Linked DNA regions of Mus musculus: regions 1 and 3 are each linked to region 2. The links are chromatin loops, found by intact Hi-C in ENCODE. Cell type or tissue: left cerebral cortex. All regions are shown on one strand.

What was found. Peaks named below come from ENCODE experiments on the same cell type or tissue, not always from the same donor. Only the 100,000 strongest peaks of a DNase experiment are listed, where the experiment ranks them.
Region 1: it touches region 2 in a loop (2.8-fold over the local background); 7 of 42 quality-filtered maps call a loop at or near these places.
Region 3: a loop joins it to region 2, with 4 times the contacts of the local background. A loop is called at or near these places in 2 of 42 quality-filtered maps.

Annotation. Positions count from the first base shown.
Region 1 is chr10:125,720,503-125,728,502 of GRCm38, reverse strand. No RefSeq gene overlaps it. Among named protein-coding and RNA genes, the nearest start is that of Gm36884, 20 kb to the left of the region's middle. In left cerebral cortex, a CTCF peak has its summit at 3,024 (motif pointing left); DNase peaks (open chromatin) are centred at 2,606 and 2,987.
Region 2 is chr10:126,865,214-126,873,213 of GRCm38, reverse strand. It overlaps a transcript of Atp23 not described here. Among named protein-coding and RNA genes, the nearest start is that of Gm24179, 29 kb to the right of the region's middle. In left cerebral cortex, CTCF peaks have their summits at 3,159 and 3,367 (motif pointing right); a DNase peak (open chromatin) is centred at 3,384; H3K4me3 peaks cover 360 bases; H3K27ac peaks cover 259 bases.
Region 3 is chr10:126,326,260-126,334,259 of GRCm38, reverse strand. No RefSeq gene overlaps it. Among named protein-coding and RNA genes, the nearest start is that of 1700025K04Rik, 42 kb to the left of the region's middle. In left cerebral cortex, a CTCF peak has its summit at 3,462 (motif pointing right); a DNase peak (open chromatin) is centred at 3,493; H3K4me3 peaks cover 527 bases.

The DNA.
Region 1 (8,000 bases), 1.1 Mb after region 2:
AACGATTTCAGGAAAGTGAATGGAATTAAGAAATATGCAACTTGCTCTTCCAATAAAAATCAGCATTTTTTAGAATGAACACAAACAGCTGGTGAAGGGCCTGCTGTCAAATAATGCCTGATGACTGCTCAAATATTGATGATTTCCCTCTATTTTTCTGATTATATTTCGATGCTGTCTTAGCTGAGAGTTCTATATCTTCATCTGAAGGCTGCTAGCAGAATACTGAATTTCAGGCAGCTAGGATGAGGGTCTTAAAGGCCACACCCACTCCAACAAGGCCACACCCACTCCAACAAGGCCACACCTCTAAATAGAGCCATTCCCTGGGCCAAGCACACACAAACCATCCCAGATGCCATTGCAGGAGAATGGCTTCTACTTATCTTGAAACAGAAAGACATGTCAAAGTCATATCCCCAAGTGAAAAGATCCTTTAACAATTTTATTAATTTTATTTCTGTCTATGTGGGTGCCTGCTCCTCTACAGAACGCCACATACATACAGTTGCCCCGAAGAAGTCAGAAGAGGGGCTCAAACCCCTGGAACTGGACTTCCCTGTGGTTGGTTGTGAGTCGTCATGTAGATGCTGGGAACTGGACCTGGGTCCTTTGCAAGAGCAGCCTGTGCTCTTTCATCAGGGAGCCATCTCTCAGGGGAAGTAGAAAATGTGACCAGCAGAGGGGAGCACCTCTGACACCATTCACAAACATGTCCCACCCTGACCCCAGCACACACACGCACACTCACACCAAATAAATAAAATGAAAATGTAGTGTAAAATTTAAAAACCATGTTCACAAATAAATGAAGTCCTTTTCTGTCTTCTTCTCCCCAAAGTTAATTGGGTCCTTAGATGATTTATAGAGGAGTCTCTGATATAGTCTATGGTAGAGTTAAAGTTGTGAATCCTCTTATTCGGAGAAAGATTGAAAAAAGATAAGGTTATATACAGAAAGTAATTTAGCAATCATTTTCAGAATCTGTTTCCCTTTTTTTTTTTCCTCCCTCAGATATTGCGTCTGAGTTCACACTGGTTTCTCTGGCTCTATCCCAAAGAGCGGTTCCAATTGTGCCAATGATAAGGTGATGTATCCTCCCCCGCCCCTTTCTCTCTTTTTCTTTCGATCTATCTCAACCATGCATCTATCTCAACCACGTGGAGGAGAAAGAGGACAGCCTGTTCCTGTGGGGATTAACCACTACATTCCAGGTGTAACCGTGCAAGGTCACATGTCATAAATACATGATCAGCTGCAGCCACATAATCTCAACACTAAAGACAAATATTCGCTAAGGAAAACAAAACAAACAAACAAAAACAAAAAAACAACGAAAAACAAAAAAACTTTGTGAGGAAAACAAAATCCAAAACAAAAACAGTGTCAAAAGAACCCCTGTCAAGTATCCCCAAATCGGCCCCTTTCCATTCCGTAGGAGAAGAATTTCTTTTCCCTTTGTCTCTATGAGGTTCAGAACCTGGGACTGCTGTGAGCAGACAGCTTAAGCAGACATCATACATAAACTTACTTCATATTGTTTTTAGGTGACCCCAAGGAAGAGATCAGCTTACATGTTTGATGGCAGACTTGATGACGAGTGGAGAATCAAGGAAACATTTGCTAGATCGAGTGTGCAATAAAACAAAACAAAACAAAACAAAACAAAACAAAAAAACAGTTTACAAAGCTGGGGGAACTCGCGGGGCCTCAGCTCAGGCATCTCTGGCTGCTGGCCACAGTCCTTCCTGTCCCTAGATCCAGACAGGGCAGCCCTCAGCTGATGAGAGAAGGGTCAGAGACATTTCTGCTTGTCTAGTCTCAAGTTTACTCCCTTGTGCCACGGCACCAAAGATTAGCGTAGCACGCTCCTGTTAGTCCAGCCCTGGTTTTCTTTCTTAAAAGAGAAAATTTAACAGAAGTTTTTATTTTTCCCCCCCGTTTGTTGATTTCTTTCAAGAAAGGGTCAAAAATTTATCTTCAAAATACTAGTTGTAGAGATGCATACAAATAACAAAAAGAAAAAAAGAGAGAGAGAAAGAAAGGAAGGAAGGAAGGAAGGAAGGAAGGAAGGAAGGAAGGAAGGAAGGAAGGGGGAGAGAGAGAGAGCTAGGGAGAGAGAGAGAGAGAGAGGGAGAGAGCGAGAGAGAGAGAGAGAGAGAGAGAGAGAGAGAGAGAGAGAGAGAGAGAGAAAGAAAAGAAAAGAAAAAAGAAAAGAAAAGAAAAGAAAAGAAAAGAAAAGAAAAGAAAAGAAAAGAAAAGAAAATACAGATTTTTAAAGAGCCAGCGAAATATCATCTCTTACTTGGCTCACTTTTAAAGTTAGAGGATTGTACAGAATGGCGCCTGTGTGGCTGTGCGCATGCGCACTTCCCATCCCAACTTTGGGTAGAAGAGATTCTCCCCTATAGAGGGAGAGAGAGGAGCTTTGCATCTGTTGAGGCAGGGCTAAGTCAGTGTGAGAAAGTCAGGAGCAGCCGCACTTGACACCCACTCTTGTCAGTTCAGGCCACTGAGGCTGAGCAGAAGGGACGCTGGGCCTTGTCCCAGATGCTGGGTCTGAGACTCGAGATTTCCCTCTGCCCGCCCCTCCCCCATAGCCTTCCTTTGTTTCCCTGGAGGGTTATTTATGTTGCTAATTCAAGACTTTGACTTGTAGGATAAACCCATGCTGTGTGTTTATAGAACAGGCAAGGCGGAACCCTGGGTCCCTTTGATTGGAGATGATTTTCACATGTTTCCTGGTTCCCCTTTTGTGAAGATTTATCTTCAAACTCGAGACTTCCCTCCTTCTCACTTCAGACTTAAACTACTTAAATCTAGAAAAATAAAATTGTTTAACTGAACCTACTTCCCTAATAACTTTAGAAGAGCCAGCCAACAAATTGTTTACTTGAGAGGACCGTAGCCTTTTCTTCCGCTCTTCAATCACCCTCAAGGAGAAGGCAGATGTGAGTGGCTGGGACCTGGTGGAGCACGTGGGCGCGTTTGCCCAGCGTGGTGGGTACCGCCCTCTGTAGGGTAAAATTAGGCTTACTCGAATCTGCTAGATTGTCTTGCCCTCTAGTGGTCAGTACAAAAAAAAAAAAAAAAAAAAAAAAAACCACACACGAACATTGCAACTTGCAATGACTGTGTCTTAACGTTTACTTATAGGTAGGCGAATCGAATTATTATTGAGTTAAATCAATCTGCTATCATGCAAGATAGCACATATAGTTGGGCTTACGTGTACGTTTTTATGGGTGGAGGATGGATCCCATCGCCCTTTGCAAACTAAGATGTGCTTAGCCACGGAGCTGCGTGTCCCAGAACAGCATCATGTTTTACTGAATTAAATAAATTAAATGGCCACTTCCAAAATTCCTTAGGGGATACATTACAACATACAATTGTACATGTTGACGGAGCACCATCTTACACTGTTGTATGTACACATATCACATAATACGAAATCCAGACGCATCTAATTCCTCACACACGTATAATTTGCTTATCATGAGAACAGACAGGATCGTTCCTTGGAGCTTTTTAAAACACACAGTGCTGTTGTCATCCAGTGACCCCACTGGGCAGCGGCGGGCCAGATTTTCCTTCTCCATAACTGTACATTACTGCCTGTTAGCCAACATTTCTTAACCCACCCTTTCCACTCGCTCCAAACACCTTACCCTTATTTTCTATATCTCATACAGATTCCATTTATGAATGAACTCTCGAGGCAGTTGGCTTTCTGTTGTTGGCTTATCTCATTTAACATTACAATCTCTGGTTTTTCATCTGTGCTTATTTATTTATTTATTTATATTTTTGAATGATCACATTGTATTGTGAGTGACAGAATAGTAAGTAATCCACTTTAATATTCACTGTATCCATCCATCAACCATGAGAAACTTAGAGAGTTTCTTCAGCTTGGCTCCCATGGATAGCATTTGTCTTAGTTAGGGTTTTACTGCTGTGAACAGACACCATGACCAAGGTAATTCTTATAAGGACAACATTTAATTGGGGATGGTGTTTACAGGTTCAGAAGTTCAGTCCACTATCATCAGGGCAGGAGCAAGGCAGCATCCAGGCAGGCATGGTGCAGGAGGAGCTGAGAGTTTGACATCTTCATCTGAAGGCTGCTAGCAGTATACTGACTTCCAGTCAGCCAAGACAAGGGTATTAAAGCCCACACCCATAGTGTTACACCTACTCCAATGGGGCCACACCTCCAAATAGTGCCACTCCCTGGGCCAAGCACATACAAACCATCCCAGCATTTCAGTGAACATGAGAGTGCAGATGTCTCTTCAATGTGCCCACTAAATTCCCTTTGGATACCCAGTAGTGAGATGGGTGGATCATACAGTAGTTTTATTTTATGGAACCCCAATACTATTTTCCATAATGGGTGTATTAGGTTATATTTCTAGCAATGGTGCACCAGGGTTCCTTTCCTTCCCATCTTGACCAGCATTTCTTGGTCTCTTGTTACATTGATATCAATAATTCTTATTGGAGTAATACTCTGTAGCTCTGATTTGCATCTCCCTGTTGATTAGCAATATTGATGTTTTTCACAACCCATATGTCATGTATGTTTTATTTTGATGTATGTGTATTAAACTGTGTGTTTGGTTCCAGACCCCCAAAACAAGGGACTGAGGTGCATATTTTACATATTAAAGCGGACCTGGCCTCCAGGTTCTCCCTACATCCCTCAGTCCCTACCTTGCATACCCCTCCTCCAACCCTGAACTTTCCAGCCCAGAGCTGGGCTGCCCTTCCCCTAGAGACTCCTCCTTATATAATCCAGATCTCCCCCTCCCCCTCCCCTCCCTCTCCTCCCTCTCCCTCTCCTCTCTCTCCTCCCTCTCCCTCTCTCCCTTTCCCTCTCCTTCTCTCTTGTCCTTTTCTTCTCTCCACACACACACACACACACACACACACCTTTTTGTCCTTTCTCTCTTTCTTCTGTGCAACCCCCTCCCCCTTGTGGCAACTTCCCTGGCCTCTTTCCTTGGGGCAAGAGAACTCGCCTGCCTGAGAGCAGCTTCCCAATGAACCTGCCTTTAATATATTCTAATCTGGCTTGAATTGGCTCATTTCACTGGAGGAGAAATAACCTATCAGAGAAATAACCTATCTCTGTGTTACTAAATTATTTTTAGAGAAAAATATATGGGAACTTCAATAAAAGCACACAGTATATAAAAGTAAACTGTAGTATAATAACTTTGTTTACTTTAGCACTACAATGCAGTGTAGAGACATAAAAAAAAAAGAACAGAACAATACTGACATATCTGGTGCTGCTCCAGTGTCCATGAATACATACAAACTTTGGCCAGTTGATAGAGGGCTATAGTGTGTAGATTTTGCTACCCTGCTTTAAGCTCTAGGTGGACCATGCTACCAGCTCCACCCAGGTTCCCTCAGATCCATGGATGAAACACACACATACACATTAGCTTACACAAACACACACACACACATACACACACACACACACACACACACACACACACACACACACACTAGCTTATCTTTGATACACTTTAGTTCAATGGTTGGGCTCTTAGACGCCTTCCTCTGCTATCACATTATGACATTCGAATATCCCATCTGCTACCCCAGGCCCAGTTGAGAAAGTGGCCAATGACCACTCTACACTAGATCTCACATGGCTGTGGCTCCTCCAAAGCATGGTGAAAACTTTCTCCCTTTGCTCTGCTAGCCTGCCTGCAGGAAAACTGGAGATCCCGCCCATCTATTCTGCCCAGCTCATTGGCCATTAGTATCTTTATTGATTGATCAAGAACCAATTGGGGAAGAGGACCTTCAGGGTTTACATGCAGATTCCCAATCAAAACATCAGAACCACCTCCTACAGAGGGTGTCCTCCTGTGTCCTCCTGGTGCCCTCCAGGCCCTGTGGCCCTTACATTCCTTTGCCTTCTTTTCCAAGGGTTTCCCTGAGCTTACCTGTTACTATTGCTATGATCTAACTTTTGGAGTGTGCTATGTGTTTATAAAGTTGTCAAATGTTCTTTCTTCTTCTGAAGGCTTCACATTGTCTCCTTTGCTGCTAAAAAGCTTGATAGAGTCATCTTTGTCTATTTTTCCTCCCATCTCTCTTTTGAAATCTTCTAAGTATTCTTTTTCATTCCAATATCTTGTACATTTCCCCCTAGCCTTTTTTTTTTTATAGTTTCTGGTCTATATTTAAGTTACTTGAACTGGTTTTTGTAACTGCTAAGAGATAGAGGTGCAGTTTTATTCTTCTGAAAGTGGTTGCTCAATTTTTGGGACACTTCCTGTGTCCTAAGTGTGCTCTTGGTTCTCAGGAGAGAACCAGCTGGCCGTAGATGAGTCCTCTATGCATTCTATTCAGTTTCTCTCACCCATTTGCCTCTGAAATGGAAATTTATCGTTTCTTCGGAGACTATTACTTGTGTCATGTAATATTTTTCTGGAAACTGTCTTATAAGGGGATGGTTTTGTTGAAGTAGACACATGGTGTTTTTTCTGGAAGCAGCCTGGAAAAGGGGCGTGTGATGTTTTGCTAGAGCAGACACTTGAGAGAACACGTGATGTTTAGAAAGGGTATAAATATAACCCAATGGACAGTGGACGATGCTGGGTGGTAATAGTTTGCCTTGCCATGCTTTGCTGATCATTTTTGAGCTTTGTTGACACTGGTCTTCGTTGACAATGCTCTATGGTATTGGTTCACCTCATCACTCTTTGCTGGCCATCATTTGTTATGACTTCATAGACAGAATTATACCAAAGAACTTCCATTGGCATTCCCACAGGCTTTTGCTGCTTCCGAACGGTAGAGCCTCTTCCAGTTTCTTCTGGATTGAACTGCTGTTGCTGATTCATGAAGGGTATCTGCGAGGGGCTCTAGCTTCAGTTGCTGATTCCTGTGAACTGAACTGCTGATGTCCTGACAACACAGACTGGATTTGCTCCAAAGAACTATCTCTAAACAGGTCCACATCCTCCTTGGCCCTATTAACCTTTCCTTTCCACTGCCTCTGGCGGGTGGTGGGCTAGAAGGGAGGTTAAAACATTTAAGCACCCTTATGAAAAGTAGGTTTTGAAATATCTAAGCCTATATGCCTCTTTTACACCAATACAATGACTTGATGTTTACAAAAGATTTGTTCTGTCTAAGCCAGAAGATATGATGCCAGAAGATATATGTTCTTTTTACTCAAGTTTGTTTTGAGTATTTAGGGCTTCTTGTGGTTCCATATAATTTTTGTAGGCTCTGTAAAAAAATTAATACTTCAATAGGTAGTGCATAAAATCTGTACATCACTGTCGCATCCCACTTGACCAGCAAGAAAGACGCAACCACCCGTTCTTCTTTTTTTTTTCCATTTTTTATTAGGTATTTAGCTCATTTACATTTCCAATGCTATACCAAAAGTCCCCCATATCCACCCACCCCCACTCCCCTGCCCACCCACTCCCCCTTTTTGGCCCTGGTGTTCCCCTGTACTGGGGCATATAAAGTTTGCAAGTCCAATGGGCCTCTCTTTCCAGTGATGGCCGACTAGGCCATCTTTTGATATATATGCAGCTAGAGTCAAGAGCTCTGGGGTACTGGTTAGTTCATAATGTTGTTCCACCTATAGGGTTGCAGATCCCTTTAGCTCCTTGGCTACTTTCTCTAGCTCCTCCATTGGGAGCCCTATGATCCATCCATTAGCTGACTGTGAGCATCCACTTCTGTGTTTGCTAGGCCCTGGCATAGTCTCACAAGAGACAGCTACATCTGGGTCCTTTCAATAAAATCTTGCTAGTGTATGCAATGGTGTCAGCGTTTGGATGCTGATTATGGGGTGGATCCCTGGATATGGCAGTCTCTACATGGTCCATCCTTTCATCTCAGCTCCAAACTTTGTCTCTGTAACTCCTTCCATGGGTGTTTTGTTCCCAAATCTAAGGAGGGGCATAGTGTCCACACTTCAGTCTTCATTCTTCTTGAGTTTCATGTGT
Region 2 (8,000 bases):
GGAGTTTTCCTTTATAACAGTGCATCGGGAACTGAGTCATTTGTCCCAAAGAGGCTCAGCAAAGGTCCACCAGACCTGTCTTGATTAATTTCTCAAAACCACACGAGGAGATTTGTCAATTATGCTTTCCAGGGTTGATTTGATCAGCCTCACACCTTTTCATGGACTGCGGAAGTTGCTCCTTGGAGCTCTGACTGATCAAAATGGTTAAGAATCGCCAGGCAGAAATGACCTGTGAACCAACTTCTAATATGACTTGAACTTATGTGGTTTAGATGGCTGCTATCTTTGAGATGCTGGGTGTAGAACGGTCTCACCCAAATTCTGGCAGCATTTCTGGAGGAGCAGGCAGGGAGCGGGCACTCAGTCTTTTTCTGCTGGTGGAAAGTGACAGACAGAAGACATCACTGAAGACAGCACAGAGAACACCCGAAGAACAATCAAGATTTTTTTTTCTTTTTCTTCCCATTTCGATCCTTCCCGTTTCTACAGCTGCTGTGACATTATGACAGTAATGTAGTTGTGACCTGCTATTTCAGTACACACAGATCTTATATTACTCCATATTATAGCAAATTACCTCTTTTTTTTGGTCCCCTAGGCTCTTTGCTGTCTAAGTGGAACCCTTGGTCCTGAGCATTAACAACAGCTAGCAGCTGGTTAGAAAGACTCAAAAGCTCTCAGTCCGTGTGCTTCAATTCACACACAGACGTCAAAGTGGAGAAGTAGTCCTTGAAGGACCTTGGCAGCCCCAAGGGAGTGGATTCCTTTCCTGTCTGCTTACATCACCCCCACCACCTTAGAGAGCCCGGAATTCTTTGAGTTTCTGGATTCAGGGATCTTATGTAATGACTGGCCAACAGATGGGGCTGGGCATCCTGGAGTTTCAAGGCTCCCACAGGAGGTTCAGGACTGGAGGGTTCTGCATCCGGAGGGTCCTTCTCTTTCTAAACGATTATATAGTTTAGACTACTATACTATTATACTTTTAAAATATTATGTAGGTTTTGTATAATACTTTTGCTGTAAAAAGAAACTAGAGAGTTCTTTACGTTTCTTCATTAAGTAACTTTAAGAACAAGTTTCTTGAACTTCAGTCTCGTGTCTGGCTGACCCTCCTTACTAGGCTCTTACTCTTAGATCCGATGTTAAAGACTCGAGGGGACAAACAGAAAATGAAGGGAGAGATGCTTTGTTTTTATTCTTTATTAAGATGAGCTAACTGCTCTGGTTAGCGTAAGCGAAAATAATTTTAGTTGTGAAGTTCAGAGGTCACAGGAAAATGGAGGTAAACTTATCAGAAAAAAACAGAGAAAAAAACCTGGTAAAGCGGGAATTTTAGATAAACAGTGAATACCTGTTTTATTCGGTGACTTAGTGTTTTATCAGACGGAGAGAGTTTACTCTGCTGCAGGCTGGCCTTGAACTGATCTGTGTAGCCTGGGTTGTTCTCAGGCTTGGAATTCTGCTGTCTCATAGTCCCAAATAGCTGGACATGTGCCACTGTGTTAACTTATTATTATTTTTTAATACAGGCCTCTCTAGTAGCCCTGACTTTCCTGGAACTCCTTATATAGACCAAGTTTGTCTTGAATTCACAGAGATCCACCTGCCTTTGTCTTTTCTTCTTCTTCTTCTTCTTCTTCTTCTTCTTCTTCTTCTTCTTCTTCTTCTTCTTCTTCTTCTTCTCCTTCTCCTTCTCCTTCTCCTTCTCCTTCTCCTTCTCCTTCTCCTTCTCCTTCTCCTTCTCCTTCTCCTTCTCCTTCTCCTTCTCCTTCTCCTTCTCCTTCTCCTTCTCCTTCTCCTTCTCCTTCTCCTTCTCCTTCTCCTTCTCCTTCTCCTTCTCCTTCTCCTTCTCCTTCTCCTTCTCCTTCTCCTTCTCCTCCTCCTCCTCCTCCTCCTCCTCCTCCTCCTCCTCCTCCTCCTCCTCCTCCTCCTCCTCCTTCTTTTGGGTTTTTGAGACAGGGTTTCTCTGTGTAGCCCTAGTTTTCCTGGAATTCACTCTGTAGACCAGGCTAGCTTCGAACTGAGAGGCCAAGTGTCTCTGCCTCCCAAGTACTGGGATTAAAGGCATGTGCCACTATGGCCCACTGCCTTTATCTTCTGAGTGCTGGGATTAAAGGTGTCTGTAACCAGACCTGGAAACTACATATATATATGATTTATTTATTTCTTTTATGCTATGTGTTGTGCTGGTTAGTCTCTGTCAACTTGACCCAAGCTAGAGTTATCTGAAGGGAGGAACCTCAATTGAGAAGCCTCCAGAAGATCTGGCTGTCGGGCATTTTCTTAACCAGTAACTGATGTGGAAGGGCCCAGTCCATTGTGGGTAGAGTCACTGCCGGGCTGGTGGTTCTGTGTTGTACAAGAAATTAGGCTGAGCAAGCCACAATGAGCAGGCCAGGAAGCTGTACCTCTCCATGGCCTCTGCATCAGCTCCCACCTCCAGGTTCCTGCCCTGAGTTCTTGTCCTGACTTCCTTCAGTGATGAACAATGATACAGAAGTGTAAGACAAACAAACCCTCCCTTCCCATCTTCCTTTCTGCTATGGTGTCTCATTACAGTAATAAAAACCCTAAGTAAGACATGTGTATTAGTATTTTCGGCATGTAGGTACGCACACCGTGTTCATCCATTGCCCACAGAGGTCGTCCGATCTCCCTGGAATTGGAGCTACAGACAGTTGTGAGCCTCCTTGAGAACACTGGGAACTGAACCTGGGTCCTCTGCAAGAGCAGCAAGTGCTCTAAACTGCTGAGCCACCTCTCCAGCCCCAATTTGTAACAAGATCCTACGGAAACACACGGGGCGTGTTTATGCTTGTTAAATCTGGCAATCTTGAGAAGTAAGCCACAGAAAAATGAAGACTAAAAAGGTCTATATCGTGAATAAAATTTGAACCTCAATGATGTGCTGTCAGGATACCCACGTAAAATACCTTTTATGGGACATTTTACTTATTATTTATTTTTTCAAAGAGGTAGGATCACAGTTGTGCATGACCACAGCCACATTCTCAAAGTCAGAAACATCTCAGGCACCGTCCTTCCTCCGTCTCCCAAGTTGACTATAGGCATGTGCCACTCCCTCCAGTCAGGACATTTTATCATTGAAAGAATAGTATATACTCCATGATCTCAGCCTCCAGGAAATCTCTGAGTGCTTTTGTCCATGACATCTCTCTGAGATGAGGGTGAACCACAAATCAAGTTTATGCATGCGGATTTCCATTTGTTATGTGCAAAACAAACCAAAATAATAATATTATCTTCACCCCCCACCCCACCCCTCCAGCATTAAAGAGGAACAGAAATAGGCCGCGTGGAGAGTGAGCTGTTGGAAGCGCTGTCCAGCAGCAGAGGGCGCACGCGCACCACCGATGAGCTTCCAGTCACACCCGATCCGGTCATTTTCTCAGTACTCTGTGCAGTTCAGGTTTTATTTAAATATTTATTTGAATCAACTTTGGCATGCAGCGGTGCAAAAACAGATTAGAAATTAAATGCAGGTCTAGTGCACTCTCCAGCGTCTGCATTTCCCTAAATGATGTATAGCTTTTCGCCTAGGCGCCTTGATTTAGGAAGTCCTTCGGCTCGGCTTTGACATCTGAAAGTCCTGTGCTTCCTTTTGTGCTTAGATCCTGGCGTTTTTTCCCTCTCGGATCTTCCACTGTGAGAAAGAGTCAAGGGTGGGTGGGTATTTATCAGGGTAGAGAAGCGAAAGTCCCAGACAGGGTGGGATTGCTAGGTGGGCTGACTTGGCTCCCAACTACAACAGGAGTCAAATGTGACAGTTCTGATGTCTGAGAGTGGTGAGAGTCGAGTTGATTTCACACACACACACACACACACACACACACACACACACACACACACAGGAACACACGCGTGCACACACACTACTGCTTAGTTCATACAATGTGTCCTGTATGCTGAATGTCGACAATCTCTGGACCCGATCACTTGGCATTGGATAACCAGTTGTGAGGCTTTTCCTTGGGGAAGACAATTTCTTTGGCTCTCAGTATTCCCAGTTGCTAGTCTTTCTTTGACTGCGGTTGAGGTACTGTGAGCTTTCCTCCTTCCACGTTAGCGTGTCCATTGCTGTTGTCCTTGTTAGGTAGCCATGTTGTTGAGACTCATGGGCACAGCCCCCTGGCAGTTCTAGGAGACACAAACCCCAGAAAACTTCTGCTCCTCTGGCTCTTCCAATCTTTCCATCTCTACTGCAATGATCCCTGAAGCTTAGGTGCCGGAATTGTGTTGTAGAGGTATCAGCTGGAACTGGACACAGTCAGGTCTCTTGTTCTCTGCGTCTTGATTGGTTATAGTTTTCTATAATGGTCTCTGTCTGTTACAGCAAAGAGAAGTTCCTTCAATGCGGGTGGGAGCTGCACTTATGGCCAATAAGGACTTTTTCAGCTCATTAGAATCCAGCAGTCTCAGCCTCCTATGTATAGTTATTTTGTTTTTGTTTTCTTTTTTCAGATAGAGACTAGCTGTGTATCCAGACCTGCTATGAATTCACAATCCTGCCTCGGTCTCGTGAGTGCGTAGACAGCAGGCATAACTCACCACTCCTGGCATTTTTGTGGTCCGTTGTTGGCTGGAATTTTGTCCATCATGGTCTGACTGTTATGACTTTGGTGTCTGACTATATTTGACTTCATTTCAGTCACATAACAACCTGATTAAGTAGTCGCTGTTTCTGTTTGTGTGGAGGGTCAGAAGAATGGTGAATCTAAGCAAAAAGGCAGTATTCTAATAAACAAAGCATACACATTAAACATCTGTTTGACACATTACTTCCTAAACCTGATTTTGAAAGATGTTGTTTTTCAAAGTGTGATACATTTCATCAATTTTGGAAAAAGTTGCACACTTTAACCCTTTCCTGGAATTTTACAACAAGGTTTTCTTAAGAAACTCTATCGCCAGCCAGGTGGTGGTGACACACACGTTTAATCCCAGCATTTGGGAGGCAGAGGCATGTGGATCTCTGAATTCAGGTCCAGCCTGGTCTACAGAGTGAGTTCCAGGACAGCCAGAGCTACACAGTGAGACCCTGTATCGAAGGTTCCCCAAAAAAGAAAAAAAAAAAACTACAACTGTGAAATACATAATTAATCTCATACAGTTTATATTTCTCAAACTTATTCGATTAAAGGATCCTTATTCTCTCCCAATTTTTCTTTTTACTAACATATATTGATTGTACAAAATAATCTGTGTGTGTGTGTGTGTGTGTGTGTATGTCATGTACTTTAATGACACTCCCTTAGGGTCCTCTTTCCCTGCCCCCTTGTCTTTGTGTCTTTTCTGCTTTTAAACAATCTTCCTTATACTTTTATATCTTAAAAAATAAAACCGGATTCTGCATTTGTCTTCCCGAGTCTATCTTGTTTCCATTAACACGATACCCAGTTCCATCCATTTTCCTGTACTTGATGTAATTTTGTTTTTCTTTATGGTTGAATAGAACTACATTGTGGATCGGCCCTTCATTATCTTTACGTATCCACTGATAGATACCTAGGTTGATTCCATGACTTGGCTACTGTGGATAGCCCTGAATACAAATGGGCACCCGAGCCTGTCTAGAGCATGCTGACGTAGCGTCCATTAGCATCTGAGGAAAAGGGGCCTCAGCATCCTACGATCTAAGATCCCAGGAGCAGACAGCTGGACCTCTCTGTTTGGTTTCGTCTCTTCCCTTCGTTTTTAATAGAACGGCCATCAGTATTGAGAAGCGTGTATCTTCCGCGGAGTATGGTTTGAGAGACATTTCCCTTCGTTTTTAATAGAACGGCCATCACTATTGAGAAGCGTGTATCTTCCGTGGAGTATGGTTCAGGGGAGCTCATTATGGCCGTCACGGTTAGAGGACATGTTTTCATCCCCTCGAGTTTACAGGCATTACGATAGGACCCAGAGATGTGAGATAGGTTCTACTTCAGAGAGAGGGATTTTCAGTTTAAAAGAGGAGGAAAACCTGCCTTAGGTTTGAATGGGAGCATGGTTTTAGTTCCTGTGGTATTGTTTCAGCATTTTTCAAAATAGGAGAGTGACAACAGACCACTGTTTCTACTGATGTCTGTTTTCTTTTTAAGCCGGGGAAGAACGTTGCTTGCTGGCTTCTCCCCATAGCTTGTTCAGCTTGCTTAAAAATTAAGATTTATTTGTTTTATATGAGTACACTGTAGCTGTCTTCAGACACACCAGTAGAGGTCGTTGGATCCTGTTACAGATGGTTGTGAGCCACCATGTGGGTGTTGGGAATTGAACTCAGGACCTCAGGAGCGAACAGCCAGTGCTCTTAACTGCTGAGCCATCTCTCTAGACCTTCTACTGATTTCTTTTTTTCTTCTCTCTCTCTCTCTCTCTCTCTCTCTCTCTCTCTCTCTCTCTCTCTCTCTCTCTCTCTCTCTCTCTCTCTCTCTCTCTCTCTCTCTTTTGAGACAGGGTTTCTCTGTGTAGCCCTGGCTGTCCTGGAACTAATCCACCTACTTCTGCCTCCCAAATGCTGGGATTAAAGGCGTGTGTCACCACGCCCAGCCCTCTACTGATTTCTTAATGTGGCTTTCTGATTTGCTCTCCTATTGAACAATTAGTATTTTCTTTAATTAATCCAGTGTCGCTGTGAAGAGGGGGGAACTCAAACACTGGATTTGAATAAAGAGTCATCATTGAGACTCACGCCCTAGGTTGCTGGCTTTTGTCCTTTTACACAGATGCACATAAATGCACATAAACACACATGCACATAATATACATAGGTGCACATAAATACACACACACACACACACACACACACACACACACACACACACACAATTTCATTGTATCAATGCATCTTGTCCTTGTGCCGTTTGTCAGACAAAGAAGGAAATTAAGGGCCATGTGCATTCTTCTAGGAAAAATTGTTACTTTTTATGACCATGTGTGCATGGACATTCACGTGGTGGTCAGAAGGCGTGATTGTGGGGCCCAGCTTTCTGTAGGTTTTGGAGGTGGAACTTGGATCATTAGGTTTTTCAGGACAAGTGCTTTACTGGCTGAGCCATCTCCACAGCCCGGACATTCTTGTCAGAAGATTGGTCAATGGATTTTGAGTTTAAAGAATAGACAATTGTAGGCATTTTATAGTAATACTGTTGGCTTGCAAGTTACGGCTAGCCGGAAGTCTCTACTCTTTTGTGCTGGTTAGTCTTGTGTCAACTTGACATACAAATTAGAATTATCCAAAAGGAGGGAGCCTCAACTGTGAAAATGTCTCCATTCAATTCAGCTGCAGGGCATTTCTTAATTAGTGATTGGTGGTGGAGGGCCCAGCCTATTTTGGGTGGGATCATCCCTGGGCTCTTTAAGAAAGCAGGCTCAGCAAGCCAGGGGAAACAAGTCCGTAAGAACCCCTCCATGGCCTCTGCATCGGCTCCTTCTAGGTTCCTGCCTGTTTGAGTTCCTGCCCTGACTTCCTTAGATGATGAATGGCAGCATGGATGTGTATGCCAAATACACCCTTTCCTCCCCAGTGTGCTTTTTGGCCATGGTGCTTTTACAGAAATTAAAAACCCAAGCTAAGACACCTTGCTTCTTTAGAGCTGTGCCGACGTCCATCTTATTCTGGTACCTTTTTATTTTTTTGAGACAAGAGCTTGCTGGCTGCCCGGATGCTTGCGGTCTTCCTGCCTCCTTGTGTCTAGTATGAAGACTACAGTTGTGAGGTGCCACGCTGAGCAATGTAGCATATATTACCTATCCCGGGGAAGTGAAACTAAGTCATTGTTACATTGTTGATAGAAGAGTTAGAAGTGAAACATTCGGCTGTGGCCGACTGTGCAAAAGGACTTGCTGGGGATGGTGAGCAACCTTTTGGGGGACTCAGTCTTGAGATACTGTTTTCTCCAGTACTCATGTGATGTAGCAACAGCATAAAGGGTTTCCCCTCGTGACCAACCTCACATAAGCCGGTCCCTCACTCCTCCCAGCATCTCTTTGAA
Region 3 (8,000 bases), 540 kb after region 2:
GCTCCTTGGGTGCTTTCTCTAGCTCATTCTTTAGGGGCCTTGTGTTCCATCCAATAGATGACTGTGAGCATCCAGTTCTGTATTTGCCAGGCATTGGGCACAGGAATGAGAACATATTCACAGTGACGAGTCTTGGGGATCGGGCATCCAGTTACGTCTTTATAAGAAACTTATTAGAACTATTTACTCTCCAGCTTCCTGGCTTCTCCTCACCACCTAGCATACTCTGTATACCCAGAACTCCAGTGCTCATGGCACCCAGCCAGATGCCAGGACGGGAGGCAGATGCTTGCATTACTTCAGGGCAAGAATTCCAATGCCACTCTGCTCTCATTAGCCACTGCCAAGGGATGGGCTCAATGCCTTTTATTTACAAGTCTGTACTTCCCAACTGAAGGCTCTTTACTCCTGGCTAGAGACCATGCGGACATCTCTCTAGTAAAGAAAGACCATCCTCTCTGGATGTGTGTACACTGCAGCTGTCTTCAGACACACCAGAAGAGGGCATCGGATCCTATTACAGATGGTTGTGAGCCACCATGTGGTTGCTGGTAGTTGAACTCAGGACCTCTGAAAGAGCAGTCAGTGCTCTTAACCACGGAGCCATCTCTCCAACCCAAGAAAGACTATTCTTAATGGAACTCCAATCTACCAGTTCTAAATGCCAGTTTTATCCTGTTCCTTCCTGATAGAGTCACCGATTACAAGAACTTTGATTCACTTTAGGCAACCTTTACACTGCTGTACAGATGGGAAAGTCAACCCCTTGCTTCCAAATTTAGCTCTTACAAAACATTGTTTGGGTTCTTTCCTGACACATGTGCTCCCAGTTCAGAAAACAAGTATGTGGGAGAGAGATTGTATTTACAAATGTCCTCCAAATGGTGTATGCAACCAAGGTACTCTAATAACACATGTTATCTGTGTGCTCTGAAATGGCTCATGGAGAATGCACAGACACTGCTGTGTGCTGAATGAGGGAAACCTAACATTGTTTCTTCACAAATGACAGCTGGCTGGTGAAGATCCGTGTCTCTGGCCAGTAGTCTGCTCAGTTGTTTGTAGGCATATTATTCTGATTTAAAAACAACAACAATAAAAACCTTTTTGAAAAGAAAAAGAAAAGGAGGGGAATATCCAAAATATACCAGAAAGTATTCACTAAAATGAAATACATTACAACAAATACAAACAAACAAACAAACAAAGGGACGATTTGAATTAAGAAATGAAGGCATACTTTGTTTGCAAATATATTATTGTGTTCATGTGTGTGCGCGTGTGTTCGAGTATGTGCATGCTTTGTGTGTGCAAATGCATAGGCCAGAAGAAGGACCTATGATTCCCTGAAGCTGTAGATACTAGCACTTTTGAGCCACCCAACGTGGATACTAGGCACAGAATTAAGTACCCTGCAAGAACAGAATTCTCTTTCAATCACTAAGCCATCTACCTCTCCAGCTCATTTTAGTAAGAACTGTCATTAAACCCATGCCCTCTAGAGAGTACTGAGTCCCCTGTGCCCATCACAACAGGTGTCTGAGGTGAGTGCTGTCCTTCTGAAATCTATGCCTATGTGATACCTCAAATGTGACCTTTACAATCTGTATAGATGTGACCACTTTTAGGATGAGGCCACAGTGTGCTATGTTGGACCCTAATCCAATGATGAAGATGGAAATTTGGACTTGGGAGATGTATGAGAGGCAGGGAGGAGAGAGGGAGAAAGAGGAGGGGGCAGATTGAGTTGATATGGATGCCAGTTTAGGAATTAGGACAGTCAAGGTTGCTGGCAGAAGCCTGAAGAGTAGAGGAAGGACCCTTTACTGTACGCTTCTGTCATTATGGCCCTGGGGAATGTATTAGTTTCCATTTTGACTTCTGGCCTCTCAACCCTTGACAGAGAAAATTAAGTTTTGATTACTGGATGTCTGTATTAACTGGTTAGAGTGTCTGGGGAGGACAGTGCACGAGAAGAAACAGCTCTGGAGGCCTTGCTGAAGTTTCCTGTGGAGAGGCCATGCTAAGCAGTGCGGGGTGGGTGTGGATATTCTACCAAGTGAGGCAGCTGTACCTCAGAGCACAGAGTGCCAGTCACTCATATTGATGGGCTTTGTTTAGTCTCTCTAGATAAACCTGTAGGATTCCAGAGAGAGATTAAGAATAAAAAGTATAAAGAAGAACCATAAAACACAAGAGCAAAATTTATATACCTATTTATTTTTATTCGCACTTCATCCTAAAGAGGATTTAGAGTTCCTTTCATGGAAGCACACAGTAGAAGAAGGGGAAATAAATTAAGAAATGAGAAAGATGAAACAAAGGGGAGGGGGAAACATTCTGGTAGAAAACACCAGCAACAAAGCCACAGAGCACAGCCCTGTCCTCTCACCCCCCGAGTATGAGTAAGGCTCTCCAGCATGAGATAATACCAAATCCGAATTTTTCTCTAATTTGTAAATTTTCAATGGAAATTTCAGGCTGTTGCTCCAAGTAGAAACGAGCTCTAATTATCTCTCCGATTTTCATATGATTTTCAATAAGTCAGCATTACTGCTGTGGCTGATGAACTGGAAAGCCCAGAAAAGCAGGCTCGACTTTTCTGTGCCCTCTGAATCCTTTGAAATGTTTTAGAATCACTGTCTTTGAAGGATTTGTTTGTGCAGAGAGAAAGAAAAGGAGAGGTTGGGAAATGGTTTCGTATACTGTTGTGTCTGATCTAGTAAACTCCGTGTTCAGGCTTGCTATAGTGGCTAAGTCGGCCACCAAAACACCACGGGGGTTACCAAATGGCTCGGTACTGAACTTCTCAGGGCTCACTGGATATCTTAGCCCCACCCAAAAATGTATCCTGCTACATCTAACGGAGAAACAGTGTGAAAACACACAGAGAACACTTTTGTAAGATCGTCTTCTTTAAATGTCTCCTGCTTGGGGGACATCACTTGGGAATCAGCTCTATGCAAAATACCTTGTAATAACCTTTTCTGTGGAGATAGGGACCTCTAATCATATTTCAACCGCGAGATACACACACGTGCTTCAAGTTAAGGGAATTCTATTTATGCAGTTCTGAGTGTCCTTGTGGGGGGTGGGGTGGGGGAGGGAATAACTTAGGGAAAACTTTCTGCTGTCAGACAACCGTTCTCTTTTGTATAATTGTGCATGGAAAGCAAATAATAGTATAGTGCATGATTTAATGATTTAGGCATTTATTAATTCATTTTTAAAAAAGGAACCTTGAGGGTGGGGGGAGTTAAAAGCAAATTTCCTGCAGCAAGGAAACGAAGCCCTTAAGGTTATCCAGTTCATTTATCGTTGGAGTTAATTAAACAGTGACCTGGACTTTTCACACAGTAATTACTCTTGATGAAAAATTAACTACAGTCTTCCAGTAAGAAAGCACACACAGCAAGTTGTTAGAGGGTGGCTGGCCTGACCCAGGACGCTGGCTCGGCGGCCACAGTTCCTGTAGGTGGCAGTGAAGCACCGCACGAGCCGCCGGCCTCGGCCCAGACTGCGCATGCGCTACGTGAAGGGCAGGCGCTGCCCGGAGCATGCTCTGCCCTCAGGCCAGCAATTTCACTAAGTTCCTGGCTACCTACTCAATTTCATAGCCGCATCTAAATGAATCTTTTCTGAACTCAGCAGAAATACAAACTGCTCCTTCATATACCCCAAATTGTCCTTCTGGTGGAGCTGGAGCTGGCTTCTGTTTTATTTTTTCCTTTTTTTTTGAATTTCAGCATTGGCCTTATATGGAGGGAGTGGGGTGGAGAATTAGGGCTAAACCCTCCGCTTGAATTGTCAAAGCCATTTAGCTTAGCTGTGGCCCAGCCTGCTTAGGGGGAAAAAAAAAGTAAATCTATAAACTGAGGATCACAAACCTGCCCTACCCAGGAAAGATGTCCCGGAAAGCCCATAACTAGATTTCTTTCTTCTTGTGTTTTTCTTTATTCTGCTGCTTTCCTTCCTGCTATTCAAAAATAAATAAAATCCCCTACTCTGCTCAAAAGGCCAGGATGATTAGAATTTACACAGCAACCAAAACCATGAGTCATCTAGGTAACTTGCAACTTTCAATTTGGCAATAGTCTGATTCTATTTTATTATTATTATTAATATTATTATTGTAACTTGTTTTCCTGTTTGACCTTAGATCGGGGTTACTTGATAGTGTAGGGTGATGAGGATTCTGAAACTGTGTGGGTTTCTCCGTCATTTCAGGCAAAATTTCTCTCTCCTGCTTCCTGCCTCCAGTTTCCCATTCTTTTGGTGGCAAGAAGATAGACTGCACAGTGTCTCCCACATGTCTCTATGTCATGTTGCCTTGGGTCACAATACCGACTGTAGATGCGAGAAGAGTAACCCCCCTCCTCCAACCTCTACCCTGTGCACAGATATATCTAAAATGATTCCTGGGACTTCACTGTTGATATAGCTTGTACAAAAAATTTTATAAGCAAGATCCGGCAGAAAATAGACAGTCAAAGCAATTTATGGACTAAGTAAGAGGTACACTGGAAATAAAATTGAAGTTTAAAGACAAAGAAACTGGGGAAAGAAAAGACAACGGTCTAACTAACAGTCCACAAGGCATCAGAAGGGTTTAAGAAAAACACATCTTGACGTCTGGGCGCTGAAGGAGGTAGGAAAGGGGGTGACTGGTAGTATTGAGCCAATGCCTCTCAGAATTGGAAGAGCGGCAAATCAAAGAAGATTCTGGGAAGATGAAGGATGGGGCCTGCCGTTGAGCATCAGGGAGATTAGCAGAGCAGAGAGCTGGAGCCATGGTGAGTGGTAAAAGAAAGATTGGGGAATCTGGCAAGGGTGGCTGACCGGGTACAATTACAGGGTTGACAAATGGGCTGAGAAGAGAGAGGGGTTGAGAGATGGGGGGGGGGGGGGCATCTTAGAGATCATCCACAGTAAAGCCAATGCTTTTGTATTCTCCAAGGCTTTAGATAAAGACACATTTATGTGGAGTAAGAAAGAGCTCGTAAGAGGAAATTCTATGTTAAGAAATTTCCACTATAATAAAAACCACACATCTACCAAAGTGGGTGATAGCTCTGTGAGCCCTATGAGTCCAAGACCTGATTAAAATCAACAGGAGTCTAGAACTACTACTAACGAAGAGGAAGCTAGCCAAAAATGTCAGGGCTTCATTCAAACTGCAGTACGAGGTGGAGTTAGTTCTCTTTGTTTGATATTAGTGATGGAAGCACAAACCACCAGACAGGAAAAAGCCGCTTCACAGCACATGCACACATGCATGATACTGGGACTTAGCCACTCTAATGCCGCCATCTTGAAGAAAAGATAATTCTGGTGCAAACTTCATATAGATTTCTTTAGACTCCTTTAAAATATTTGAATTTCTAAACTACGGACCCGGTGGACATTTTAACTCTAACAAAACCCACAGAATAAGGCAAGTCTTAGGAATGGATGGAGCTTTAAGCATTGGGAGAGGGGGACCCAATGGGGGAGGGGCGAGAGAGAGAGAAAACGAGAGCATGAAGAATAGGATGTGGAGAAGGAATTGGCTGAAGCTCAGGGATGAGGAAGGTACAAGGAATGCTCACTGCATCAGTACACGGAGGTATGGAAACTGACTGACTCGGAGGAACCGCATCTGAATATCTGGATGAACACGAGGCTGCCTCCAGTGAGCCCATCTGTGTGTATTGGGACATTTCATTTTGACTTTTAAGTGTCAAGATCAGTATATTCAAGTTGGAATTTTTTTTATTGTTTTATGATACAAATTTTCTTTTACCATCTTAGTCTCCTTTTCCTTCCTTCCTCCCTTCCACCCTTCCTTTCTTCCTTCCTCTCTCCCTCCTTCCTTCCTCCTTTCTACCCTCCCTACTTCCTTCCTTCCATTCTTTCTTTTCTCTTTCTCATCCTCTTTCTCTTCCTCTTTCTCTCTCTCTCTTTCTCTCCTTCCTTCCTTCCTTTACTTCTTTCTTTCTTTCTTTCTTTCTTTCTTTCTTTCTTTCTTTCTTTCTTTCTTTCTCTCTCTCTCTCTCTCTCTCTCTCTCTCTTTCTTTCTTTCTTTCTTTCTTTCTTTCCGTCTTTCCTTCCTTCCTTCCTTCCTCCCTCCCTCCCTCTCTCCCTTCCTACCTTCTTTTTTTTTGTTTCCCTTCCTTGTTTCTCCCCCCTTTCCTTCTTCCTGTAGTTATTTCCTATGTGTCTTTGTTCTTCCTTCTGTTTGTGCTAAGTACTTTGTTAATCCCACCCTATGTGCTAAGTACTTTTTTGAGTACCTAAGAAAACTGTACAAACTCTGAAATACCAAATACTGGGAGATTTTCTAAAGATGGTTCAAATAACTCATTTCCAACCCACCAAATACTGGTCTTCCCCCCCAACACATTTAAGAGATAGCAATCATCATTTTACATATCCACATAAAAATTCCAGCTTATGTAATAAAAATAGAACAAATGTTTGCATTTAGTGTTTTACAATCTTGGACACTCCCCATCCTTTGTCCTCACAGATTGTATGTCAGTGAGAAACAATGAAGTAGAAATTCACTGGGAAAAGGAGCCCCCCAGAGCATCTGTGCTTGACTTGGTGGCTCATCTGTCAGAGGCACAGATTTGATCAAGTTAGTGAAAAATAAGTTAACCCTGTTGCAGCTTTGGAAGCTGGTTTCTTGTGCAACCTGAAGAAGACAGAGCTCAAGCATGAACACCAATTCTCAGATAATCTCATGGCTACCGCTGCATTTGAAGTGAGTTATCAGATTCCTTCTTATCCCACCAGCCAGATGGATCTGTCCTCACATCATGTGTGTCCACTGGAAATGAATGTGGCTGCCATTCACATAGTCCTACGGGAAGGTCCCTCAGGGAGACTAATCATTTAATATCTGAAAGCAATCTTGTGGAGCCATGATGTGAGGATTACTCCAGACAGCTGTGCAACAATCCACAACTCACACAGGCAGACATAGGTGGGGACCTTGACTGTGGATCAGCAGTGTGGCATTCTTAAACGGGTTTTGCCCACTGCCAACTTGAGTGATTCACTGGTATTTCATGCCAACCTGTTCAACACATTACAAACCTGTGACGATGTTGGTCGCCCTTTACTCCTGTTTCTATTCAGGCCCATCTTGAGAATTACAGTAATCAGTAGTCTCAGACATCTGTCCATAGTCTTCAATGACCTAGGCTTTTTTCCTTGGACCAGTGGTGTGACTTGCTGCTTCAGAGTCTCCTATAACTTAGCTCACTTTATTATTCTAGAAGACTATAGGATGATAAAGGACCGATCAAGTTACTTTTTTTCTTGAATATATGTAGTAAAAATATATAAACAAATATATGATGGTCACCATTTATCCATCCTTAAGATGTTCACTACGAGAAGAAACTAAATCTAAGGTGTTCAAGGCTGACTGGGAGACAAGCGTCAAATCTGAAGGCTAGATGGTTAAGGGCTCAGACTTCTTTTTCAAAGTAATCACTTTGAGTAGTTTCCCCAAGCCATATAAAAGTTACTCAATTTAACTACCTACTATTAAGAGGATCCTATAAATACTGAGAGGAGACTGAGGCCAATGAACTATTTCAGCTACTTTCATAGCATACTAATTAGCCACTTTGCCTGACAAAACTCCTTATTCTAAGATGTAACCATAAAATACCCTTTAAGCAAATTTTAGTGAAAATTTTCATCTAGAGCTTTTAGCACCCATGGGCTGTACTATCTATTATGGATCCACTTATTCGTGAATATAATGATACGTGAATGTTAGAATTAATCTCTCCCTCGTGAAACGTGGTTTGCATCTGTACACAGATCATAAAGTTAATTTTGCTGTGTGGCTCCAACAAATTTCTCATTTATTAGAAAACTACTGCTTGCTAGGTGTAGGGTTTCAGGTTGCATGTGGTCATAAAGACCCATACCATCTCTTCCTTCTAGATGTTCCTAGCTTCATAGACAGGGCTTGGGTAATTTGAGACAGTGGATATGTAAAC